5 separate regions of the Homo sapiens genome follow, and regions 1, 3, 4 and 5 are each linked to region 2. A link is a loop called in an ENCODE intact Hi-C map of the cell type or tissue named here. Cell type or tissue: chondrocyte. All regions are shown on one strand.

Region 1 (5,000 bases), 120 kb before region 2:
GCTACTCTTAACTCAGAAACTTGAGTGCCTGAAGTTTATGGTTTGTATTTTTATTCCATTTTCCAGTAGTCTGATGAAGATAAGAAAAGAACTTCCTTGTCTTGAACATACCTCCTAAATTCAAAAAGGAAACAAACCATTGCCTTTTGCCTCTTGTGCTTCCTCCCCATTTGTGAGCACATACATGCAAGCATGTTCATACACACACACACACACACACACACACAACCATACACTTGTACAAATGTAGGCTCTCATGCTGCATATTTATGTTTTTAAAAACTGTTGATCATTTGGAAATCATTAAGATTTTAACTCCTTCACCAGTTCATTGCTGTATGAGGAGTGGAACACACACTGTGCTATAGCACGCTTTGGGCACACTTCTTGCCCTCCCCACGTTCATGCCCTATGTACCTTTGCAATACTCTCCCCTGGGGCAGGGAATAATTATAATCCTCTGATCATCCAACACAATGTGAAGATAATAAAAATTAATTTCAAAAACAAAATTGCACATTTGGAAAAGATGCAGGATTTCATGAGTTCACAAGAAATGTCAGGGCCTGTCTGATCACATCACACCTTCCACCTGTGACTGACTCAGACCAGTCACCAAAGAGTTAAGAAAGGCTCTTGACAACATTGTTGAAAGCTTCTAATGCTTTTGCAAAAATAACAGGCTTTTTAATTTGCTGGGAAGGGGTGCTCTTGTACCACTAGCCTTGAGCTGTGCCCATGATAATCTATAAGAAAATAAGTTATAGATCACAACAGATCAACACATATTTTTTTAAATGATCAATTTTATCACAGCTCAGTGGTAAGTTTATAGAACAAAAAAAAAAGAGTGTCACTTGATAATGAGAAGAAACCTTAAAAGAACAAATGTTAAAGGGCAAACAACCCCCTCCTCCACCACACAGACACACACACACGTATACAGACAATCCTTAAATTCAAAGGCAGTCACTTGCCTCTTTCCTCTAGGAAAATCTAACTTAATCCCTTCAATGATCCCAGGTCTTCAAAAACAAAACCCTGGATTAACACCCTGAATTTAAAATCTGGGTGTCTTGAATGTCTTTGAAAGTACAATCTCAAAAAGCAAAGAAAAAATTTTCAGGTGGGAGAGGAAAAAAAAATACCTACAACAGAGAGAAGAAAACACATAATATCCCAATAAAATATCTTGGCACCTGTATGCTTGGCTGTACATGCACCTGTGTTGTACATGCACACATGTCCATGGGTTACCCTGGCCCCAACTTACACGGGGAAGGTAACTGTATGACCTATCCACACATCTGGCTGCTTCTACCCCAGCTAACTGACAAATACTCCCAAATATTTTGCTATTGGTTGATTTGACAGCCACTCTGGAATAGTTGGTTGGCAAGAGGTTTTAAAGCAACAGAAAACCCAAGGTTGGATGGATTTGCCATCCCCTCCACTTAGGTAAAATGGCTTCCAGTAAGGGGTTGTGCCAGTATTGGCTGCTAGCTAATTTAAGGTCCAATGGAAAATGAAAATAAACAAGTATTAATCCTGAGAACCTTTTTGTGGAGTTATGAAAACAGTCTGTTATAAAACGCATCCAGATGTCAGCCAAGAGTGAGTCAATTGGAATAATAGCTTCAAGTGAAACCAGCAAAGGGCAGCAGGTCAGGCTGTGGGGATTCTGAGGAATGCCCACTCACAGACCCAGGAGCGCACCGCTGCACACCAGCCTGGAGCCTCGCCCACGACACAGAATTCTGTTAAACGATCTATAAAAAGAATTTATGGATCCCATGGACCAACATCGATTTTTTTAAATTAATTTTGTCACAGCTTAAGGGCAGGTTTATAGAAGACCAAGACAAAAAAAAAAGCGTCATTTGATAATGAGAAGAAACTTTAAAAGAGCAACATTTTATTTGACAATTATTAAATTTTTATACCAGTGAAAACAGTTTAATTTTATAAAGACCTATAAAACAATCTCCTGTTGATACACTAGCCCTGTTCTTCAAAAACACATGCCTGAGGATATTTACTGGAACATTTAATATTAAGACCTCTGAAGTAATCTACAAGTCAATCTGTGGAATATTGGTTAAACAAATGATGGTACACTTCTACAGTAGAACCAAATGCAAGTGTTTCTTAATTAATTAATTTTTTATTTATAATTGAAAAAATGCAAATGTTGAAAAGGGTGATAGACCTCCTTGACAACTGCTGTGAAATCATGTCTAGCATAAATTAAGTAGGAAAAAGCAAGTAACAGAGCATTAAACATCATTATTCAGCCATCTTTGCATAAATCAGTCTATCAATCTATGTTTCTCTGATTGTCTATGCAGGAAAAGTTCTAGAAAGAAGCCAATGTTCATGATGGCCACCTCTGAGGAGTGTAGGAGCTGAGGGCAGAGGAGCTTTTCCTTTTTGTGTTGTAGTTTTCTATACTGCTTTAATTTTTCACGTTAGCATGTATTGTTTTTGTAAAGCTTTTTAATTAATTGGTTTAAAAGAGAAGGGGAGGGAAAGGCAAAAGAGCAAGCGGCCTGTTGGAGTGGAAAGCTAACTAATGGGGCATTGGCAATCTGGTTCTTAAAAGGAAATGGGACTCCTATGAAAATACAGAAAACCTCTGAAAATGCAGGAAGTCCAACAGTCACCACAAGGGAAACAGTTTTACCCACTGTGTTTTCTCAAATGAGTGAGCAATTGCCTAAAAATACTACACTGTGTGGTTGCATGTGTTCAGTCCCCACTCAGGATCCTGATAGCATCTCAATTACCTGATGCCAACTTCACTTTAACATTGACTTTTTATTTTAAAAACAAATTGCTGATCTTTGTCCGTGGAAAAGCTGTGAAGTATTTCGGTCCCTGCCACCTATCTGGAGGCCTCATGAGCTGCCACTGGAAACCTGTGGCTGTCAAGGACCATGAGATTTCCAGGTGCAATGTGGGGATAGAAACTCCTAGGACCATCTCAGTGCTGAGCTCGCAAGGGAGCCCAACACAATGAGTGGTCCCTCTCCAGAAGCAGGCATGCTGATTATGTGACGGGATGCCTGGCGCATCTGCAGGAGAAGCCAGCCTGCTGGGTTAGGCCAAATCCCCAACTCTGCATAGTCATGAGTGGGAGGTCCTTGCGACGTGGGTTGGAGTAAGGAAGTTTTTGCAAAGAATGTAGGGATTCCACGATGCAGTGTCCAGTGCCCAAAGAAAGTCGGAACTTCATGAAGCCCCAAAAGTGAATCTAAACATGCATTAAGTTGAGTGGCCAGGGGGAAAATGCTAATATAAGACCTGGGTACAGATAGTGGGGTTAGGAACCCGAAGGATAAGGTGTGAGCAGATGGGCTGAGACAAGTACGAGTAGTAAAGGGCGGAAATAGTCTGTTTCTGTGGCCTGCCTTCAAGTTCCAGCCAGGGATTGGGTCCACTTAAAGCACCAGGAATGGGAGGTTTGCCCTCCCTTTGCAGGGCAGGGCTCTTGATGCCCTGTGTATTCTGGGCTATTGCTGAGGGGGATGCTGGGTCCCAGTGCTGCGAGCAGTATGGGAGCTCACATCTCCTGGGCCGCGCCCTCCTGCTTGCTTTGCTACAGCCTCGGCGCAATCCTTTGCTTGGCTGTGGATTTATTTATGTACCCAGGGTGCTGTGAATGAACACAAACTGCCGTGCTCCAACTAATGTTTCTGTGCATACCAGTAGGGATGGTTAATTTTATGTAACAACTTGACTGAGCCACAGGATATCCAGACATTTGGTCAAATAGTATTCTGGGTATGTCTGTGGGGGAGCCTCTCCGTGAGATTCACATCCAAGTTGGTAAAGTGAGTAACGCAGATTGCCCTCTCCGGCGTGGCTGGGTCTCATTCAATCCATTGAAATCCTGAATAGAACACAAAGGCTGAAATAAGAAACGCCTCTTATCTGACTGCCTTGAGCTGGGACCTCGGTCTTTTCCTGCCTTCAGACTCAGACTCTGGAACTACACCGAGGGCTCTCCTGCTGGCTCTCCAGCTTGCCAACTGCATATCTAGGGACTTTTCAGCCTCCATATGATGTAAGCCCATTCCTTATAATAAATCTCTTTATATAAAGCTGTGCACAGTTGCTAACACCTATAATCCCAGCACTTTGGGTGGCTAAAGAGGGAAGAATGCTTGAGGCCAGGAGTTCAAGACCAGCCTGGGCAACATAGCAAAATCTCATCTCTACCAAAAAAAAAAAAAAAGTTTAATTAGCTGGACATGGTCATGCAGGCCTGTACTCCCAGCTACTTGGGAGGCTAAGGGAGGAAGAGCTTGAGCTCAGGAGTTCAAAGCTGCAGTGAGCTATGATCATGCCACTGCACTCCAGCCTGGGCAACAGAGTGAAACCCTGTCTCAAAATAAAAAACTCTTTATACACACACATACACACACACACACACACACACACACACACACACACTTCTGTTTTTCTGGAGAATCCTGGCTAATACATCTGTTTGTACAGTTATCTTCTTAGGATAAATTCATAAGAGATTTCCCAAGAAAAACCTTCTAGATTTTCACACATACTCCTCAATTTCCATACAGAAATGCTGTGTTCATTACCTTCTCAAACAGCCCTGCTTCTCATGTTGCTTCACTCCACCTGGGCATTGTTCCACATGTTCAATGCTAATTTACCATCTTGTTTAGGATTTTTTTTTCCTTTTTGTGTATGTGATCTGTGCTTATGTCGCTTGTCCATTTTTATCTAGTTGGTTTCTTAGGTCAGGTTGCCTAGGAAAGAGATTCTGAAACAGAGATGTGCATGCAGGATGTCTGGGGCTCTCAGAGCAATGCCTGGAGGAAGGGAGGGCAGCAGGACAGAGGCAGGGTAGAGGCAGGGTGGAGGCAGAGGCACAGAGCCCACAACAGGGGTGCCCTGGAGCTAGGACAGCCTTGCACAGGTGGGTCACACTGGAGGCAAACTACCACTTAGGGGGGTCTTCAACCCTGTAGGAGGCA
Region 2 (5,000 bases):
ACTCTCCTATCTTCTTGGCCAGCCATCAGTTGCAGGTAAGCAGGAGGGGAGAGCAGATGGCTCTACGGGTTCACAGTTGGGCACTGGCAGAAAGTCAAGGGGAGAGGGACTGGCAGGGGCTGGAGTGACCTTCAGAAGACATTTACGAGAAGAAAGGCATGTTGCAATATGTGTTGTAATGGGAATTGGCAAGACCTTTATACCACCAAGCATCTAAGGATGCAGTTTTGAATCATGTCGAGACAGCTCTACTTGGAGCTTTGTTTAAAGGCTTCCTAATCTTCTCCCCCACCCGCCTCTCTTTCAACACATAGTAGATAAATGCTAAATAGACAAATGTCCCAGTTAGCCTCAGTAACAGAGGAAGCCTCAGTAACAGAGGAAACCCAAGCTGTAGGGTTTCCTACATTTTTCCATGGAGGAAAAATGTGAAATGTCCACACGCACAGGTGGTGCTCTGTCCCTGGCCGCACTGCATGTGGCCTGGGTCCCTGATGCCATTCCTCTCCAGGAATGGCAAGCACGTCCTTTGGGGCTCTGCATCCTCAGAGCTGTCTTCTTCCACATGCTTCTCCTTGCAGCAGTCTTTGTTCCCTTATCTGTAAAACAGGGCCCAGGACTTCAGGGGCTGCAGCCCTTTAAAATTCTAGCAGTTCGTGAGCCCTCCTCCTCCTTCAGCAGCTGCTCTGTAGCCATTACTTCTGCATCCTCCTAAGACACTATAGAAAGGGTGCACCCAGCCCCAGAATGCTGGGTGACTCAGCCCTTCCTAGCTTCCAGATGGATGGCAAGCCCAGGGCTGCCAGCAGGGGCATGGGCTGGGGACAGAAAACAAGAATGAAAAAGAACAGTGCCTTTTGGCCATCTTCCCAGAGTCTTGCACCTCGTCACCACAGTCTTATTAACCATTTGGTCCAAAATATTACCTTAAAAAATGTGTTGAAAGTAAGCCACTTTTTAAAAATCATGCAACTGTCACTATGGAAAACAGTATGGCGTTCCTCAAAATATTCAACACAGGATTACCATCTGATCCAGCAACTCAACTCCATTTCTAGGCATATATACAAAAGAACTGAAAGCAGGATTTCAAACAGATATTTGTACGCCCGTGTTCATGGTAGCATTGTTCACAACAGCTAAGAGGTAGAACCAAACCCAGTGTCCATCGATGGATGAACAGATAAGCAAATTGTGGTATAGACATGCAATGGAATATTATTCAGCCTTAAAAAGGAGGGTCATTCTGACACTTGCTACTACATGGATGAACCTTGAGGTCATTATGCTACCTGAAATAAGCCAGTCACAAAGGACAGATGCTGTTTCATTAGACTTATATGAGATACCTAGAGTAGTCCAATTCCTAGAGACAAAGTAGAATGGTGGTTGCCAGGGCCTGGGGGAAGGGGGAAATGTGGAATTGTTGTTCAATAGATACAAAGTTTCAGACTTTCAAGATGAAAAGACTTCTGTAAATGGATGGTGGTGACGATTGCACACCAATGTTCGATGAACTTAATGTCACTGAATAGTACATTAAAATAGTACTTAAAAATGGTTAACATGGTACATTTCATGTTATGTGTATTTTACCAAGATAAAAAAAAATATTTTAATCATGCAAATGCTTCCTTCTCCTTCCCTACTCCAGGATCAGCAGCCACACTTCTGTCCCAAGGAGTGAAGCTGAGTAGAGAGCGCACCCTCTGCCTGGGACCTGATGAAAGATCCAAGCAGACAGCGGCCCCCTGCGGAACCGTGGACACCGAGCTGCCTCCTGTTCCAGCAACAGCCTGGACCCCCGACTCTGGGTGCAGGGTCCTCACCGGTGTCCCGTGACAGCCGACACGCACTGCGCAGCCCGAGTCGACTGCTCCCACTCCGCGCTCCCCTCCTGGACCCCGCGCAGCTCTCCTGCGCAGCGGCCAGGCTACCTTCCCAGTCTCCATCAAAGACATAAATTATCGAAATTCTGCCGCTACTCCTGACAGAAGCGAACGTGAGGGGTCTGTGGGCCTCCGACCCTGGAAGGAGCGCGCGGTGCCAGTGTTGGATGAGGACGCAGCGTCGAGCAGGAGAACGCAGCACGGAGGAGGGCGCGGCCGGCAGCAGGGCGCAGCAGGCAGGCTGTGCTGGGTCCCCTGACGCTCTCCCCTGCTTGTTCCACGGCCGCCCCGCAGCGCCCTCTGCCGGCCCAGCCCAGAGCGCCGCTCCCCGACACAGCGCGCGCCGGATGTGCGCGCCCCCAGGACCCAGAAGCTCTCCCTGCCGGGCCTCGGACGCGCAAATGCGAAGCCCCACTCTCCGGAGGCACGGGGCTCTAGTGGGTATTATTTTTTATCCCTCTTCAAAAGGCCAGGATGTGTTAGATATGGGCATCGCGTTTCTAGTGTCCCTCTGAATCGACCAGTGAATGGACCTATTTCCAGTAAACTTTCGCAGCAAAATGCGAAAGAGTGAGCCCGGCGGGAGACGAGAAGGGCGTTCACGACGAGGACCCCAAGGGGGAGAGCTTGCGGTTTGAGGGGCTAGGCCCACAGCGAAGGCCTGGCTTCTCTCTTCCCTAAAAAGTCCTTGTGCAAACGAGTCACTGACCACGGCGGAAAGGCTTGCCCGGCCGGGCTCTCGGCAGCCTGCACCGCGCACAAGGCGGAAGGCGTGAGGGCTCCAGACTCCGCCCTTCCCTCTTCCTCCCGCTCACAGCTCCGGGGCCACCTCGGGCCAGGGTCTGGCCCAGTGGACCTCGCCGGCTCACAGTGGTCACCAAGACACTCACGGCACCCGAGTCCTGCTCACCCCCAGCTTCCGTCCGCTTTCTGACGCTGTGTCGCACGCCCTCACCCCCTAACCACCCCCCGCACCCTGATGCCCTCCGTACCCTCTCTCCCATAGTCCTGGCCTCACTGGGAGCTTCAGGCCACTAATCTCACCTCCGTCCCCGGCTCCTCCTGTCCTGCCCCAGCTGGAACTCCATGGCCCTTTCCTTAAAGCGCTGCCTTGAAGACGCCCTGGCCCCCGGCTCAGCCCCTCACCCTCGCGTCCCTCCTGCTCTCCGCCTGCGCGCCGCCTCGCCTGGGCAGCTGGAGGTGTTTGGAGAGGGTGGCTTTGTGCATTATGACCCCGGCATCCTCAGGGGGACCCACGGCTGCTGGGAGCTAATCCCCCTGCAGCCCCGCACCTCCCACCCGCTCCACTCCTCAGCCGCCCAGCACCTCTAAGTATGACGGCCTTGTTTCTGTAGCCCTGAGAAGGCAGGGGGTCAGGGGATCTGCACAGGCCGCCTCCGACACCCCGCCCCCGTGTGCCATCTGCTGCCCCCGCGGCCCCTGGTCCTGCCCTAAGACCTTCCCAAGAGCTCTCTGGGCCAGGCCCCCCCAGGCCATCTACTCAGCCACCGGCCACGCCCTCACCTCCAACTTCCCCCTCCTCTAGGGTATTCCAGTGAAGGCCAAATCCAGTAGGAATTCTCCACGTTACCTTTCAAAGGCCCCCTCAGGACCCCACACCTCTTTCCCCAGCAACCTCCCCCTTTCCCAGCACCCGTTTCCGCACAGCTCCTATTTCTCCTTCACACCCTGACACATTCACCTTTACCCAGCACTCCACCAAAACCACTCAGACATGGTCAGTCTCTTTTCCGCCTCGCCCTGCTGCACTCTGAGGTACTGGCCACCGCTAAACATTCCCAGCTTGCAATGCTTTCCCACAGGAGGGTCTCAGCCTGCCCCTCGCTCCCCAGCCCCTCAAGCCTCCCTCGCAGCCCCTGTAGCCCAGGAGAGCCCAGCTTCAGGCACAGTCCCTGGCCCTCTGGAGGCACGCTCCTGCCCCGATGACTTCACCCACCCTCACTGTTTAAAGGCCACCTTTCCGCCCGTGAGTCACCAAGGAACAGCCCTCTCCCAGCCAGCTTCTCACACCAGCTCCACACTCGCCTTTCCTGTAGTCCACCAGACAGCTCCTCCCAAATGCCGAATCTTAAATTGAAAACACAAAGGGCAAACTCCTGATTCCCCCCCCCCCCCCATAAAAAAATAGTCCGCAGGCTGGGTGCGGGGGGGGCTCACGCCTGTAATCCCAGCACATTGGGAGGCCGAGGCAGGCAGATCACAAGGTCAAGAGATAGAGACCATCCTCGCCAACATGGTGAAACCCCATTTCTACTAAAAATACAAAAATTAGCTAGGCTTAGTGGCGCGTGCCTGTAATCCCATCTACTCGGGAGGATGAGGCAGGAGAATCGCTTGAACCCAGTAGGCGGAGGTTGCAGTGAGCCGAGATTGTGCCACTGCACTCCAGCCTGGGCGACAAAGCAAGACTCCTTCTCAAAAACAAAACAAACAAACAAACAAAAGCAGTCCGCTGGGAACTTCTTTGCCTTTCTTTCGGTTGCTTAGATCCAAATCTCATTTGTCTTCAACTACCCTGCTTCTCCTCCATCCAAACCCACTGTCAGCAAATCCTGCTGGACTTGCCTACAAGGAAAACCCAGAGAGCAGCCACTTCTCGTCACCTCCCTCACGCTCAGCCCAGGACACGCCACCACCGTCACTCCCAGAATCATGTCGCGTCCTCCCTCTTCTTCCTACTTCTGCCCTTACCGACCCCTCCAGGAATCTAGTCACAACACAGCAGCCAGAATGGTCTTGTTAAAGCATTAAGTGAAAGTCATGTCACTTCTTTGTTGAAAATCCCTCAATGGCTTTCCATCCCAGAGTCCTAAGATGTCCCAAATGGGCCTCCTCTGCTGAGCACTTCCCCTTCTCCACCCACAGTGGCCCCCCAAACTCCCCAGCTCAAGCCCTCCCCGCAATGCCACCACCATCTCCGGGTCTCCACAGCACCAACCCCCTGCTTGGAATGCAGCCCCCACGTCTCCCCGCTTGCTCCCTGATGCCTTCAGCTCTCTGCTCAGAGCTCCCTGCACAGCAGGCTCCTTCTGGCCACCTTATTTAAGACTGCAGCTCTCTCCCTCGTCCCCACCCCTTCTTTTCCTCTTC
Region 3 (5,000 bases), 620 kb before region 2:
ATACTTGTGCCCTCAGCCCTGTGCTAAGCACCCTCACCCCCCACCAAGGCCTTGACTGTTTTCTAATTGTTGGATGGCAAGTAACTCGGCAGCCACTTCTGAACTGTCAGTCAGCCCCAGACTGCTATAAAATTGCTTAATGATATTTGGGTTCTTTGGGAGTTGTTGAAGTGTGGAGCTGTAATGAAGCAGCCACTGGCTGCCTAGTGAAGGAGAGGGTCAAGAAGTGGGTCAACCATGGAGGCCAAGGACTTGGCTCCCAGACTGGGGGAGGTGGCTCAGAGCTCCGCCTCCAGGTTCAAGGGATTCTCCTGCCTCAACCTCCTGAGTAGCTGGGATTACAGGGATGCACCATCATGCCCAGCTACTTTTTGTATTTTTAGTAGAGACAGGATTTCACCATGTTGGTCAGGCTGGTCTCGAACTCCTGACCTCAGGTAATCCGCCTGCCTTGGCCTCCCAAAGTGCTGGGATTGCAGGCATGAGCCACCGCGCCCGGACTGGATCCCATATTGGACACTGGGCTGCAGAGTTCTAGATTCCGTATGTCTCCTCAGGTAGAATCTCCACACTGCAGCCTCTGGCCAGAGGATGTAAAAGATCCAGACAGACCTGGCTTTCTGGCTGCTGCATAACAGCATGTTCATTTGAACGAGTGGCTTGAGCATGCCAGACCTGGGTCTTTCTCATCTGTAAATAGAGTAGTACATCTATCTCAGAGATATGTTATAAGAACTCAGCAAATTGCTGAAGCCCAAGTCACAGATGCATAATGAGTGAGTGTCAATTACTATTCTCATTAGTAGCAGTAGTACTCTTACAAAAGTCAGTTACAAATCTCAGAGACCATAGGTCTATATTGTAAGTGATGACTTGCGGATGTTGTAGAAGAGTTGGGAGTGATGTTTGGGATCATCCCATCCCAGCCATTCACTAAACTAGGAAGCTGAGGCCAGAAAGCAGGACAGAGCAGACTCCCCATACCCAACCTCCTGCTCCCCAGCACTCCTCCACCTCAAGGACACATCTAGGCCTCAGCCATCACTGCAGTATAGTTTCCAGTGCAATGAAAATGCTACATCTTCTCTCTCCTTAAAAATATATAGTAGTAAATAATATGTCTTATATATTTAAAATACTCATTATCTCCTATAGGATCCTTGTCCTACATACCATACACATCACACACATATTCAGGCACAGCCTGAGGAGGTGGGTGTTCAGCTGTATTAAAAACAAAAGTTGTAAGAAAGAATAATAGTGTGAAATCAGTGCAGGACTATTTATGATTAATATCAGGAAGCCCTTGTTAAGAATGCCATGTATTCTTAGACTAAAATACCCTCTGCAGGGACATGGGGAAACCCCATGACTTGAGACACTTCTGCTGGGACAAGGCATGGCTAAGCACAAGAGAGGAACAAAGCACCCGCCGCCTCAGGGGACCATCAGAGACAAAGCTTGAGTCCCAGGCTCCTTTCTGAGTCAGGAGTGCATAGAGTGGTTGTTTGAGAACTGAGTGTGCCTCTGTGTGCAGTCGTGGGACCTCAGTGTCCAGCCTGCCCAGCAGAACAACAGGCTTAGAGACCAGGAGAGGCAATGACAGGTGTTCTGTCAAAACCGCCCAGCAGGGCAGCAAGACGCTAGTGCAATTACTGGGCTGCACATCAGGGAAATGTGGTGGACTTAGTGTCTCTGGATTTCTGTAAGGCATGTGACAAGGTGACACGAGGAAGCTTTTTGATCAATTTAAAGACAATAGGTTAAGATCTTCATGGGCTCCTCATAAAAGCCTTGGTAGTTTGTCAAGCAATCTTTCACAAAGGGGAAAGGGGCTGTGCAGCCTCTTTACCGGAATATGAAGCTGGATTTCGGTATTTTAACAGCACTAGGACATACGAAGGCTGCCTGTCAAACTCACTAATTAGATGGATCTGGAAGCCATTACAGATATATTGGATATTTAAAAACATCACCATCCCAAATGATTAACATAAATGAGAATTATGGACGTGGTAAGCCAGGATGAACTTTAGTGCAGAAACTGAAGATACACCCTTAGACTGAACAGCAATAATAGCAGCTGTCTGGCACTCGTTAGGAATTAAATGTTCGCTGGATGGATTCAGGGATGGGATTACTTAGTAGAACATATGAAAATGAATAAAAATTGAACCTAAACTCAGAGCGCATGAGAAGTGTGAAGATTCTGGCACATCGACTGCTGTGACCTCTGCCTGTGTGTCTGAAGGCCAGCGGTTAGAGTCCCGCAGGCGACGTCCCGTCCTGTGCAGTGGGCAGACCCTACCTGCAGGCTCAGGTGTACTCCTGGGCACCACAGTGGAGAAGGGACTCTGTAGATGGTTTGTGTCCTAACGTGAGTCATCTGAATGGTGACGCTACATCATACCACAATGATTGGAGGGCCCGGGGAGGTTTGGGCAGAGCAGAAGAACTGGGGTTAGGTGGTGCTAATGCTGTGTTGAAATGCTTTAAGTGCTGTCATGAGAAGCTAAGCCCTTTGCAGGCGAGACCTGGAGGGCAGAGGTAGGACAAATGGAGTGAGCGACAAAGGGCTCAACATAAGGAAGCTGTTTCTAATGGTCAGCGTTGACAGCAATGCAGTGGACTGCTTGTGAGCTCCCCATCACGCAAGTGTGCAGGCAGAGAGGCTGAACCGCTGCTTTCTGCGATGGCAGAAGGCGATATCACGTGGGCGTGCGGTCAGCAGGGCGCGTGCTCCCCCTCCTGTGGTGGAGCCTGGAGGCAGCCGCCCGCCGGCCGTGGCCGGTCCAGCAGAGGGCGCGCTCCGAGCCGCGCGGGCAGCGGGTGATGCAGGCAGGGGAAGCGCGGGCCAGGCAGGAAGCATACAGCGCAGGCCGCGCAAGGGCAGAGACGTCCTCACCTGGCCACCGCAGCCGCGCAGACCCCGCAGGTAGCCGCGGCGGAGCTGAGCGAAGGACATGGCGGTGCCCACGGGTGCCGGGGCCGCGCCGGAGTGCACTGGACCAGCCGGCCCCGCGCACCCTCCCCTTCTCCATGCAGTCCCCCAGGGGCGTGCAGCATCACCGCCCCGGGTTCTCACCTTCCCCTCCGCCTCTGGGGCTTTCCCTTGCACCTTTCTGGCGGGCCGCTCCTGGCCTGCCTGCCTCTCCCACGCTGGGCCTGCGCACACCCGCTCATCCTCGACCTAGGATGGAGAGATGGGCACACAGGCAGGGGCCCGAGGGCCTTTCTCGCCCTGCCCTGGGGAATCCGCCCTCAGGAATGGGCCGCGCGGGGCTCCGTGTGCATCTGTTGGTGTGTGATGAAGGGAAGCCCAACCTGCCCTGGTTACGAAAAACATATATTTTAGTGCCAAATCTCTCTGGTTTCCTGAGTGGCTTTTCACCTTCACACGTCATAGAGCGAACACTGCTCTACAGGGTTTTGTGGAGGGAGGGATGGCGCTGTTAGACTCAAATGCCTACTTCCCCTGGGGTTAGCAAATTCAGTAATCTTGGGCGATCTCCCCACAGTAGAAAAAGGTTAAAAAGTGGAAAAAAGAAAAAGACCACCACACTTGACCTTCCAGGGCCAAATCTCCGGTCTCTCAGTCACACCAGGCAGCCAACCTTTCACAGAGATACCGGGACATTGCTTGGGCACACTTCAGCTTTATGAAACAAGGACATTCCCCTCTATCCTCCTGCTAAAGTCCGCCCCGCCCCTCAGCCCCCTCACTTCTGCCACCGCCATATCCCCGCTAGACAGCTTCCGCTGACAAGCCAGCCTAGGGCCACCCTGCTTCGGAAGCGTGTGGGCCCTCCAGGCTTCCATCTGCGGACTGCACATCACAGGGAGGGAGTGTTCCGCACCAGGCAGGGTGAGTCCACAGTGGCTGCACCTGGGGCCAGAGGCCGAATGGGAGGGTGGAGTGCTTACGGTGCGCACCTTCTCCTGGTCAGGGGGCGGGGAGCCGGCTGATGCTGCCCCCGCGTCCCCAGCCACCTTTTGGCTTTCTGAGATGGTTAATTTTAGGTGTCAACGTGACTGCGGTGAGGATGCCCAGATGGCTGGTAAAACATTATTTGTGAGTGTGTCTGTAAGGGCGTTTCTGGAAGAGATGAGCATTTGAATCAGTGGACTGAGTAAGAAGGTCCACCCTCACCAATGTAGGTGGCACTGGTCAACCTGTTGGGGGCCCAGAGAGAACAATGGGGCAGAGGAAAGGTGAATTGTCTCTCTCTTCTGGAGCTAGGACATCCACCTTCTCCTGCCCTCAGACATCAGAGCTCCTGGTTCTGAGGCCTTTGGATTCTGGGACTTACACCAGTCCCCTTCCTCCCTGGATTTTAGGCCTTTGGACTGGCCTGGACCTGCTTCCAGCTTGTAGATGGCGTGGCCTGGAATTTCTCAGCATCCATAATTGAGTGAGCCAATTCTCACAACAGCTCTCCTCATCCAACTATATCTGTATATCCTATCGTTTCTGTTTCTGTGGAGAAATCTGGCTTGCTCTCTCTCCCTCTCTCTCTCTCTCCCTCCCCCCGCCACCTCCTTCCCTCCCTCCCCCTCTTTAATATAAAACCACGTGGATTACTCTTCCAAAGTCACTCTGATTATTTGGGCCATATGATCTTTTCAGTGGATAAACTGTCTGTTTATGATTGAAAGAGGCCACAATTCACAGGACTTTGCTTGTTACAAACTCACTTTATTTCATTTTTCTAGGCAGCCAGCAGCCCCAGATGAGCAGCAACACAACTCTTATTTGTACCTGGCTGAGCAGCACGGCCGCATATGCTTTGCCATTCCACTTCCCAATGGCAGAGCCATGTAAACTGGAGCCTGGACCAGGGGAGGGGAGATGCAGTCAGTGAGAGGGATCCAGGACAGGCCTCCAAAGCCAGCTGCCTGCCAGCAGGGTGGGGACACCCATGAAAATCCAAACTGCCCGCACGGCTTCCATCATAACAAGCTATCCCTGATTGTAACACTTGATTCTTGGAGGGAAAAAG
Region 4 (5,000 bases), 510 kb before region 2:
GACTGCTTTTCTAGACCCAGGAACTAGGATAGGGTGAGGAGATTGGGGTGAGGCCAGGACGGGCCACGCTGCCTGAATATTTCCAGGTCATGGGGACCCACACGCACCTTTGCGTCTTCCTTTGGTGGCTCTGACTCCTTTAATACCTTCTCTGTGGTATTAAAGAGAGGCGCCACCTCAGCCCTTCAGAGGAAGAGAGTGGGAGGCCGTTGGATGCCCCAGATTATGTCAAATTCCATGAGCTGAGTAAAAGGCCAGGGAGAGCCTGGAACCACTCGGCTGGAGGCCAGAACCTCACTGTGGTTCATTTGCTGTGGTGTCCCTAGAGGGGGACCGTCATGGCTCCAAAAAGTGCACGAAGATCATGAGGTGAGACCCAACCCTGATGGGCAAACTGTGCCAAGGACAAGACCTGGCATGTTGTCATCAAGTATGGCTGGAGGGAGGCTCCAGGATCATCTTCCCTAAAGACAGCAATGTCATTAATGGCAACATCCATGCACATGTTGTCCTTGTTCTCAAGGTTAAATCCATGCACAGCTCCACAGGAGGGTTTCCCCTGTGCTCCACATGGACCTGGCCAGGCGTGGAGAGGAGCCTGCCTGGAGGAAGTTGTGTGTGACGAAACAGCCGTCTCATTTCTTCCCACTTGCAGTGACCTCCTTCTTTTGTCTCTATCATTCCACTTTCCCTCACTCTCCAGGTCCCATGTGGCTGCACCATGAACATTTCCACCATTAATGGGTGAGAGGTCTTTCTTTTCTGCCATGAAGAGACCCAGCCAGGTACCACGGAGAAACCCAGAGTGAAAAACTCATGGTCAAGTTCCAAGTTGTTCCCAGACAAATGAACACCCCAGCACAACAGGGCCTCTTCCTAGGCCTTGCCCCACCTGCAGAGCAATGGCCCATCCCAAATACCATCTCCTCCCTCAGTAGCACCCAGCTCTGTGTCCACCCGACACTGGCTATGTTTCCTAAGTACAAAAAAAACACACTGTTTTCAGGAAAAGGGTCCTGTCCCTGAGCTCATTTGGCACTGGGCTGTCATGGTTGGAGGATTGTGCAATCAGACCCCGGGTTCGGGGGACATTTTCATGTCACTGGTTTGAATCCCATTTCCATCCAGTGGCTGGAGTGTATTCTCAGTGCTACTATATGGAGAGACATAAGGATTTCTCACCCAAGACTGAATGTAGATTTCTCTTCTGAATATGAGAAGTCACTCAGCTCTGCTAAGATTTTCCTCTGCCCTTCCTGTCCTCTGGCATTGTACCTTTGGGAGAAACAAGAAGGCAGAAAGGAGACTGCTTTGCCCCCTCAACTCTCCTGGGTCTACAGTGCCACTAGAAGCTAGCCAAGTCACCACCCAACTCTCCTCATGCCTGTATCACTCACTGAGGACTGTGTGTATGCTCACTGGGGTGAAATAGAAGGGAAGGGAGGTCACTGATGGACACTTTCTTTGGAGCAGGGGTGGACAAGTCCCAGGACAGCTGCCCTGAGAGCCACCCACCTACATACCCACGGAGCAAGAAGGCCCACAGGCTGCTCTAGAGGTCATGCTTGAAGAGGCAGGGCACGGGCAGATGTTGTTCATTGTCATTACTAGTAAGCACAGAGGCAGGGAACAGGCCCATGACCTCAGCCTCCCCAGCGGCAGCTGTTCCTCACCAAGAGATCCAGGGCCAGAGACTGCTCACTCACTTCCAAATTCAGAACGCAGCTACCCTCAAACTTCCAGATTCTACATTTTGTGATACGGAGGCTACCCGTCTCTTTCATTTCTGGCAGGATGAGTTGGAGAATTTCTGGTCCTGTTAGGCCTGTGTGACCCAGCCCTCCCCACTCTGCCCACACACAGCTGTGCAAGGTTTCAGACAGTGAGGAGCAGAGGGAAGAACAGACTGAACCCAGCCCTAGGGTTGAGTCTTCATCTCTTACTTTGACAAGCTTCTGAGTATTTTTGTTGTACTTTTCCTATCATTTTTTTTGCCCAATGCAAGAGTTAGAACAAACTTAGATATTACAAAAACAGGTCGTCTTAGTAGGTGGAAAGCAGGAACCCTGGCTGGTGGTGGCTGTGTGAAGATAACCTCAGCCACCTTCCATGAACCCAGGCACCCTCTTGAAGCCTCAGCAGGCACTCAGTGCAATCTGAGGCCAGGCCCTTCCTCCAGAGCCCAAGCTCCTGGCCTGCCCTGAGAATGAACCACATATGGAATGGACAGACAAGATGCCTTTCTCTTAGGTTTTCTTACCAAAATAAACAAATGCATTTGGGAAGATTAAATCCCCTTAATCATGAGAGTGAGAGACCATTCTCTGCAGAGAAACTCCCTAGTCCGAGGGCTAAGGGAGTTTCTGTGACAGGATGAAAACATTTATTTGAGTGAAATTTTCTTCATAGGTGAGAATGGAGGAGGACTTTTGTTGAGACACACATCCCAGAAGACAGCACCTGGGCCAGCAATGACACCCTGCCTCCCCTAGCCCCATTGCTGCATCCTGGAGGGTCCTGAAAGGTCCCAGCCTCCCAGGGGCAGGAAGGGAAGGCACCTTGGCCACAGTTGTTGGAGCTGAGACCACATGATTTTCCTGGTGTGTCTGTCTCCAACTCTTACCTACCACTTCCTGCCTAGAAAGTTCCAGACTTGGAACCTGCGTGAATGTGGCCCTTGTCTTTTGCTTTGCCCAGGGGTGGGTTGACATGATTTTACATGTGGGAGACCCAGAAGTCACATGATAGATGTCAAGAGTCAGGAGGAAGAAGACCCTGGGAAGGGAGAGAGGGAGGCAACAGCTATGTGCACATCACAAGGCTTGGCAAGATGAGGGGCATCCTCCAGTCGGATGGCCGTAGTTCTCTGCTTTCCTTGCATTTGGAAAAAAGAGTCCAGTAAGCTTGCACCTTAAGAAAAGGCAATAGTGTCGATGCACTTGGACAGAAGATTGGTATCCTATTGCGGAGGCTGTGAATGCCCAGAAGACTAAGCCCGTCACCGAGGTCTCCTCAAAAGCACTTCTGAGCAAGCTGCATTGGTGCCTCCCTCTCCCTCCGCCTTCCGACTTCCAAATTCTATCACCTCATGTTTAATTTCACGTTGTCAAGGTTAACATTCTTCTTTTCGTTTGTATAGTTTATTAAACACTTGTATCCTGCCATCTCTGTGCCTGGTGCTATTCTAAGCACTTTAGAAAAACTAGCCCATGGCCAGGTGTGGTGGCTCATGCCTGTAATGCCACCACTTTGGGAGGCTGAGGTGGGAGGATTACTTGAGCCTCAAGAACAGCCTGGGCAATGTAGTAAAATGCTGTCTCTACACAAATAATAAAGAAAAATTAGCCAGGCATGGTGGCATGTGCCTGTTGTACCAGCCACTTGGGAGGCTAAGGTAGGAGGATTGCTGGGCGGTCAAGGCTACAGTGAGCTGATATCGCACCATTGCACTTCAGCCTGGGCAACAGAGCAAGACCCTGTCTGAAAAGAAAGGAAAACAAAACAAAACAAAACAAAACAAAACAAAAGACGTATTAGCTCATATATAGAATCTAACAAAGTTGATCTCATGGAGGCAGAGAGTAGAATGATGGTTATCAGGGGGTTGGGGAGTGGTACTGGGGGATTGGGGAGATGTTGATCAAAGGATAGAAAATGTCAGTTAGATAAAGGAATAAGTGGATGTATAGTGTTCCTACCACAAATATCATATCTAGGTGGGGTGATGCACATGTTAATTAGCTAGATTTAGTCATTCCACAATGTATGTACACTTCAAAACATCATGTTGTACTCAATAAATATATATATAATATTAGCTATCAATTTAAATAAACATTTTAATAACTTAAAAAACAAAATATCAATTCAATCACTTCTCTGACAAGAGTCCTTGCTGGAGTTGCTGTTCCTGCCCTCGTGCTCTGATGAGGAAACCTGAGGGCGCAGAGGCTGAGGCCTTGCTGAAGGTTGCATGCCTGCTGGCTCCGGTGACAGCTCACGCTCTTGTGACCTGCAGGCCAGCTCTCCTCTCCTCCTCTCTGCCTTCAGCCCCGCTCACCTGCTCTCCCTGCACTCCCTCCAGGGACTCTTCTCATCCCCAGATCTCCACTAGTTCCTTTCTTTCATCACATTGATGTCTATCTTGTGCCAGGCCTTGTGTACAAGCTGGGACCCACCACAAGCTTTTCAGACTTGGCTGGCGCCCGGTGGGCTCCCAGTGCAGAGGGAAGCATGTGAGTAACCAGGTGTCACTGCCCCTGAGGTCTACTCAGCACCTCACAGCCCATGGATACCTTGCAGAATTAGTACAAGCTGTTCCTTTCTCCAAGCACATAGCAAATCCCATCACAATGTGTACCTGTGACAACCCCAAATGTGAACTGCATTCTGTGTGAAGCCTCCACAGCTGCAGGTGGAGACCTACAGAAGGGGCATATGGGTTGGGGGCCTGTCCAAGCCTGGGGAAGGGTCAGCCACGCTTCTCACTGGAGAGCACCTCTGCAAAGTGCCAGCTTAGCCGTTCCTTTGTGATAACAATAGTGGAGCGTTCTATGCCCTTGTCCACACCTGGGTGTTTACAGAGGAAAATCACTAAAGAGCATTTGTGACTATGACCACATAAATACTGTTCGTGACAGAATCCACACTCAGTCCTTGGGCCACTGTAAGGAGCATGACTCTAGAGCTGGACTTGAACTTGGACACCAGAGTTCTATCTGCTCCAAAACCATTAAGTTATTCTGCCTTCCAGTTTGCCAGGATGGGCTGGCAAGTTGTTTCAAAAGTAAACACAGCAGAGTCTTTTATTTTTTTAAGCAATGTTAGATGTTTCCTGTTCCAAAGTGCACACCGCAGCCCCTGGGCTCCATGCCTGATTTTCTCCAGGGCAGACATCTGGAGGATGACTCAGAGACCCACAAAAAGAGATGTCTGCAGGCTGGGCCCTGCAACCCTGGGCACCCCAGTGGGATACCCCAGAAGTGAGCAGTTATTATCTC
Region 5 (5,000 bases), 1.2 Mb before region 2:
GCTACTCAGGAGGCTGAGGCAAGTGAATCGCTTGAACCTGGGAGGCAGAGGTTGCAGTGAGCCGAGATCATGCCACTGCATTCCAGCCTGGGGGACAAGAGCAAAACTCCGTCTCAAATAAAACAAAATAAAATAATATATATATATGTGTGTATATACACACACACACAAAATTTGCATTCATATTCATAGAGATAATAGTCTATAGTTTTCGTTCTTTGTAATGTCTTTGGTCATGGTACCAGAGTAAAACAATTTGAGAAGTGTTCTGTCTTTTACAATTTTCCAGGAGTGTGTATGGAATTGATGTTCATTCTTCCTAAGTTGGATAATAAAGTTATCTGGGCCTGGAGGTTTCTGTGTGGGAAGGTTTTAAAGTACAAGTTTAATGTAAAAAATAGACATAAGACTAATTCAGATTATCTGTTTACTCTTAAGTGCCGATAGTGTCTTTCAAGGAATTTGTCTATTATATTTAATTTGTCATATATATTGGTCTTAAGTTTATCATAATATGCTCTTAATTTTCTTTTTAACATCTGTAGAATCTATAGTGATAGATATCACAATTCCCATTTCTGATTTTAGTAATTTGAGTCTTTTCTCTTTTTTGGGGGGATCAACCTGACCAGGAGTTTATCAATTTTATTGATCTTCTAAAAACAAACAAAAAACTCCAGCTTTTAATTTCATTGATTTGTCCCTTTTGTTTTTCTCCTTTCTATTCCACTGATTTATGATATGATCTTCCTTTCTCTCTCTCTTTCTCTTCCTTTCCTGCTGTAATCTTTCTTTCTCTCTCTTTCTTTTCCTTTCGTGCTCTGATCTTTCTTTCTCTCTTTCTCTCTCCTTTTCCCTTTCCCTTTCCTTTCTTCTTTCTTTCTCTCTCTTTCTTTTCCTTTCGTGCTCTGATCTTTCTTTCTCTCTTTCTCTCTCCTTTTCCCTTTCCCTTTCCTTTCTTCTTTCTTTCTTGAGACAGAGTCTCTGTCACCCAGGCTGGAGTGCAGTGGTGCGATCTCTGCTCACTGCAACTTCCACGTCTCGGGCTTTAGCTACTCTCCTGCCTCAGCCTCCCGAGTAGCTGGGATTATAGGTGCACGCCCCCACGCCCAGCTAAATTTCGTATTTTTAGTAGAGACGGGGTTTCACCATGTTGGCCAGGGTGGTCTCAAACTTCTGACCTCAAATAGTCTGCCCATCTCGGCCTCCCAAAGTGCTGGGATTACAGGCTTGAGCCACTGCACCTGGCCTATGCTCTGAATTTTCTTGTTTCCTTTCTTCTTACTTTGGGTTTAATTCGCTCTTAAGGCGGAAGCTGAGATTTGAGATCCCTCTTCCTTTCTAACCTAGTGTAGTGCTATCATTTTCCCTCTAAGTATTGCTTTAGCCAAATCCCACCCATTTTGACAGGTTGTGTCCTGGCACTTCGTCCACTGATTGCATTTTCTCTTCATTATGGGTAATTTTTTTCTCCCTCACTTCATGCATGGTCATTTCTTACTGGGTGGTAGACATTGCCACTTTTTTCTTGTTGTGTGCTGGATGTCTTTGTTTTCCTGTGTGTATTTTCAGGCTTTGTTCTGGGGTACGGTTAAGTTACTTTGTAACAGTCTGATGCTTTCCGGTCCTGCCTTTGACGTTTCTCAGATGGGGATAGAGCTGCGTTTAGTAATAACTGCTCCCACCCCTGAAGCAGGGCTGTCCCGTGCCTCCTGAGTGGTGAGCCTGCAGTCTGGCTGATGGGGGAGGCGCTGTTCCCGCCCTGTGCAAACACAGGCGGATCTTCCCTCCAGCCCCACGGGGATCTTTCTGGGCCTCTGGCAGCTTCCTCGCCTGCACGTGCTGAGCCGCCCTGCTGCACCCTGGCCGCAGCCTTTGTGGATCACTGGAGTTGTGTCTGTGCAGCCCCCTCTTCCTCCAGGGACGCCGTGCCTGCCCTGAGGACTCGGCTTAGTCCCTCAACTCGTGAGGGTGAGCTCATGGGGTCAAGCCCTGTCCGGGTTCCCGCACCTCCTGTGCTGTGGCCCGGAAACTGTCTGGGTAGTAGGATCACTGTCCTCTGCATCTGGTGTGCTGGGTTTTGAAAACGGTTGTTTCTATAGTTTTGTTGGTTTCCTCCTGCTTCTTTCAGGTGGGAGGATAACTCTGGTCCCGGTTATCCATTTTGGCCATTCAACCTCATGGCAATCTAACAGGTAGCGGCTGTTCTTCCCCCCACGTGACACAGGAGAAATCTTCCGCAGGCTGTTTTCAGTGACTTCCCAGGGCAGCCCTCTGGGAGGCGGCGGTGTCGGATGGAGTCGGCTTCGCTCAGAGCGCTCCGGTTCTGGGCTCCCGCGCGGCGTCCGCCAGGGGGCAGCAGAGGCCCGGGATAGTTTGCACAACGCCCGGCTTTGCACTCGTGGCTTCGTTCTCGGGATCCGTGTTTTCGCTCCCATCCTTTCACTGCTTTTGTCTCCACTCCTGGTGACTGCTTAGCTCTAGGCTTGGTTGCCGCACAACTTTGCGTCTTGGACGCAGGGCCGAGACGCGTCTGGATGCTTTGTGACGAGTCAGCCAAGAGCAGCAGTCACGGGGCTCCTGAGATCCGGTATGTTTGCTCCGGACTCGCCTCCTCCGTCTTGGCTCCGCCCGCCCCTTAGTTTGGCTTTGTTCTCAAGCTGGTGTCCCTCGTGGTTCCAACCTCACACATCACACCCTCCGGAACGAGAGAGAGACTCTTTCCAAAGTCATCAAGGAGGAATACTGGCTTCGCTGGGTGGACCCACCTTGGGACACACGCCGTATCCTCCCCCCAAACCCAAGAGCGGCTGATTGCTGCAGCAAGGCTTGGTTTGGGCTGGGATCCCTGATCATTCTTGAATCAATGTTGTTTGCGCTAAGGAGATGAGATTCTGCTAATTAGCCCAAACTAGTGTGACTTACCCCTGCAGCTGGGGTGGGGGCCAAACCCCTCAAATCACACCCACTCCACATTAGGGAAGGAGTGGAATGCTAGTGAGCCTTCCCACAGTGTTCAGGACGTTGTCAAAGACAGAAGCGCCCAGAGGCCAGCGAGTGTCAGGGCAGAACGCTCAGGCCATGCGCGCTGACGAGCACTCGGTGTGCGACCAGGTGGCCAAACGCTCACTGCACAGGCTCCGCCCTTTGAAGAGAGGCAGCCCGTGGGTGCGCAGGCTTGGCAAGCTCTGCTTTGCGAAGGAAGGATGGCGGGAGCTGGATCCGACACATTTGTAGACAGCCTAGCTCATCTGCTCTCTTAAAATGAATCAATCATCCACCAGGCGTTGTGTGAGGACTGCATATGTGCCAGCAGGACTTCAAAAAATGTCCTGTTTACTAGGGAGAGAAACAAGAAAACCAATAAATGCAGTATAGCATCAGACATTCTGAGAGAAAGAAATGTATATGGAACTGAGGTTGCTGAAAGGGAGACCACACTTTCCCTAGCCCGGGGAGGCTAAGAAATGCAGTCAAGAGGAGGATGTTCCCAGAACGTGAGGCACAGGGAGGAGAATGAAGTGGGTGTGGGAAAGGGGCGTTCCCGCGTCCTAGGGAAATAGGTGCAAAGACACAGGCAAGTTAGAAAGCCTGTCACTTTGGGGGCAGCCTTTCTTTCCTTTTTAAGCAACTCAGGATTTTTACGTTGGTTGAAGTTACTTGATGATTTCAAATCAGTGCTGACGTTATGCTTAAAAGAAATAAAAGGTCAAAGAAAGAGTATGGTAGGAGTAATTCAGGTGGTTACTTTGAACAGTTTCTATAGACAAGAACTCCGCAGCCACTTTGACGCACACCGCAAGCCCCAGCTACGCTCAGGTGCAGGCAGCGCAGAGTCCTCCGCCAGGGGAGCCACCTGGTGGGGGCCAACCGCAAACCGTGTGTGGTGTGGAAAAGCTCCAATTCCTTTGCTCTCCAGCCTAACTCATACTCACTGGATAGGGTATAAAAAGGTCTGTAAAAGACCTTCACAAACTAAAATCTGGTTATAGCTGCAATCTGGCTTGGCAATTCATGGATCGCTGGCTCCCCGTCCCTCTGCACTCACAATGACTGCAGGGTGGGACAGTTTCTCTGCTTTTTGAAAAAGGAAATCTGCTTTCCTAGATCTTGATGGAATATACAAAAATGGTTTAGTGCCATAAGCTCCTTCTCTAAGCAGGCAGCTCAGGGAGCTGATGCCAATTGGTTACTCTTGTAGAAATTTCGTGAACTACAGTAAACCATTCGCTAAGCCTTTCTGACATCTGGAGCAGCCTCCTTCCTGCCACTGCCTTTTCTCTTGGCAGGAACACAGACCCTAGAGGGACAAAGGGTGGCAGAAGTCACCAGAAGCTGTAACATACTGCAGCTGCACGGAGACCTGTGCCTGTTCATACTCCTCAACTCTCGGCTCCTGGTGGGCTTGTCTTTGTACCCCATGGAGCCCACCCAGCTTTCAGCCAGTGCCAATGTGCATTTTAAATCAAACTTTAATGGATTTAAGATGCATATATTCTCTTTCTCTATACTCATGGCATCAGGATCTCAAAGACTACTCAATAATTTTTCATTTACTCATTCATTTATGCAAAAAGTATTTTTAGACCCTGTGCTGGGTACAATAGTGTACAAAGCCAGATAGAATTGCTGTGTTCATAGGGCTTGGCATCAAGCAGGAAGATCAATACACAGGGTGCAAGGGACATGAAGCCCGGTCACAAAAGCCTTCCTGGAGAAATGGGCGCCCAGCTTGAAGGCAGGAAGGCAGGGCCTTGGCCAGAGGCAGGGGGAGTCTGGAGTGAGTAGAGATCTGCAGGGGTTGTGTGTGGAGGAGCCAGGCCAGCCTTGAGAGCCTGTGGTGCTCTTGAGCCTGTCAGCTGTAGCTGGGGCTGGGAGGCTTTGGTCAGGGTTCGTGGGAAAGCAGAAGTGCTCCAGCTATTTCAAGTAGAGAGAGATTTAATATGGAGAGCCAGGGCCTTCTCAACCATGGGAGGGAGTTGGGGAGCAGAGATCAGGAA

The links. Hi-C counts contacts between places; a loop is a spot of excess contacts. Peaks named below come from ENCODE experiments on the same cell type or tissue, not always from the same donor. Only the 100,000 strongest peaks of a DNase experiment are listed, where the experiment ranks them.
Region 1: it touches region 2 in a loop (2.7-fold over the local background); 11 of 110 quality-filtered maps call a loop at or near these places.
Region 3: a loop joins it to region 2, with 5 times the contacts of the local background. A loop is called at or near these places in 75 of 110 quality-filtered maps.
Region 4: a loop joins it to region 2, with 3 times the contacts of the local background. A loop is called at or near these places in 2 of 110 quality-filtered maps.
Region 5: it touches region 2 in a loop (5-fold over the local background); 17 of 110 quality-filtered maps call a loop at or near these places.

Annotation. Positions count from the first base shown.
Region 1 is chr10:43,806,029-43,811,028 of GRCh38, reverse strand. The region is part of intron 2 of LOC105378275 (a long non-coding RNA gene); the gene reads right to left. Among named protein-coding and RNA genes, the nearest start is that of LINC02658, 30 kb to the right of the region's middle. In chondrocyte, a CTCF peak has its summit at 2,706; no DNase peak of the experiment used is centred here.
Region 2 is chr10:43,687,429-43,692,428 of GRCh38, reverse strand. LOC124902417 (a long non-coding RNA gene) reads right to left here and starts at 2,249. Exons shown (of 2, transcript XR_007062133.1): 1 at 1-2,249. RefSeq lists a silencer at 2,165-2,264. In chondrocyte, CTCF peaks have their summits at 812, 1,982 and 2,186 (motif pointing left); no DNase peak of the experiment used is centred here.
Region 3 is chr10:44,308,985-44,313,984 of GRCh38, reverse strand. All of the region lies in intron 1 of LOC124902544 (a long non-coding RNA gene), which reads left to right. Among named protein-coding and RNA genes, the nearest start is that of LINC02881, 19 kb to the right of the region's middle. RefSeq lists enhancers at 1,219-1,388, 2,668-3,170 and silencers at 2,757-3,086, 3,931-4,100. In chondrocyte, CTCF peaks have their summits at 2,532 and 2,774 (motif pointing right); DNase peaks (open chromatin) are centred at 2,974, 3,140 and 3,805.
Region 4 is chr10:44,195,527-44,200,526 of GRCh38, reverse strand. No RefSeq gene overlaps it. Among named protein-coding and RNA genes, the nearest start is that of LINC02881, 95 kb to the left of the region's middle. RefSeq lists enhancers at 1,692-1,801, 4,171-4,340 and a cis regulatory region at 4,255. In chondrocyte, no CTCF peak of the experiment used is centred here; no DNase peak of the experiment used is centred here.
Region 5 is chr10:44,862,361-44,867,360 of GRCh38, reverse strand. All of the region lies in intron 2 of TMEM72-AS1 (TMEM72 antisense RNA 1), which reads left to right. Among named protein-coding and RNA genes, the nearest start is that of TMEM72, 46 kb to the left of the region's middle. In chondrocyte, CTCF peaks have their summits at 2,136 and 2,352 (motif pointing right); no DNase peak of the experiment used is centred here.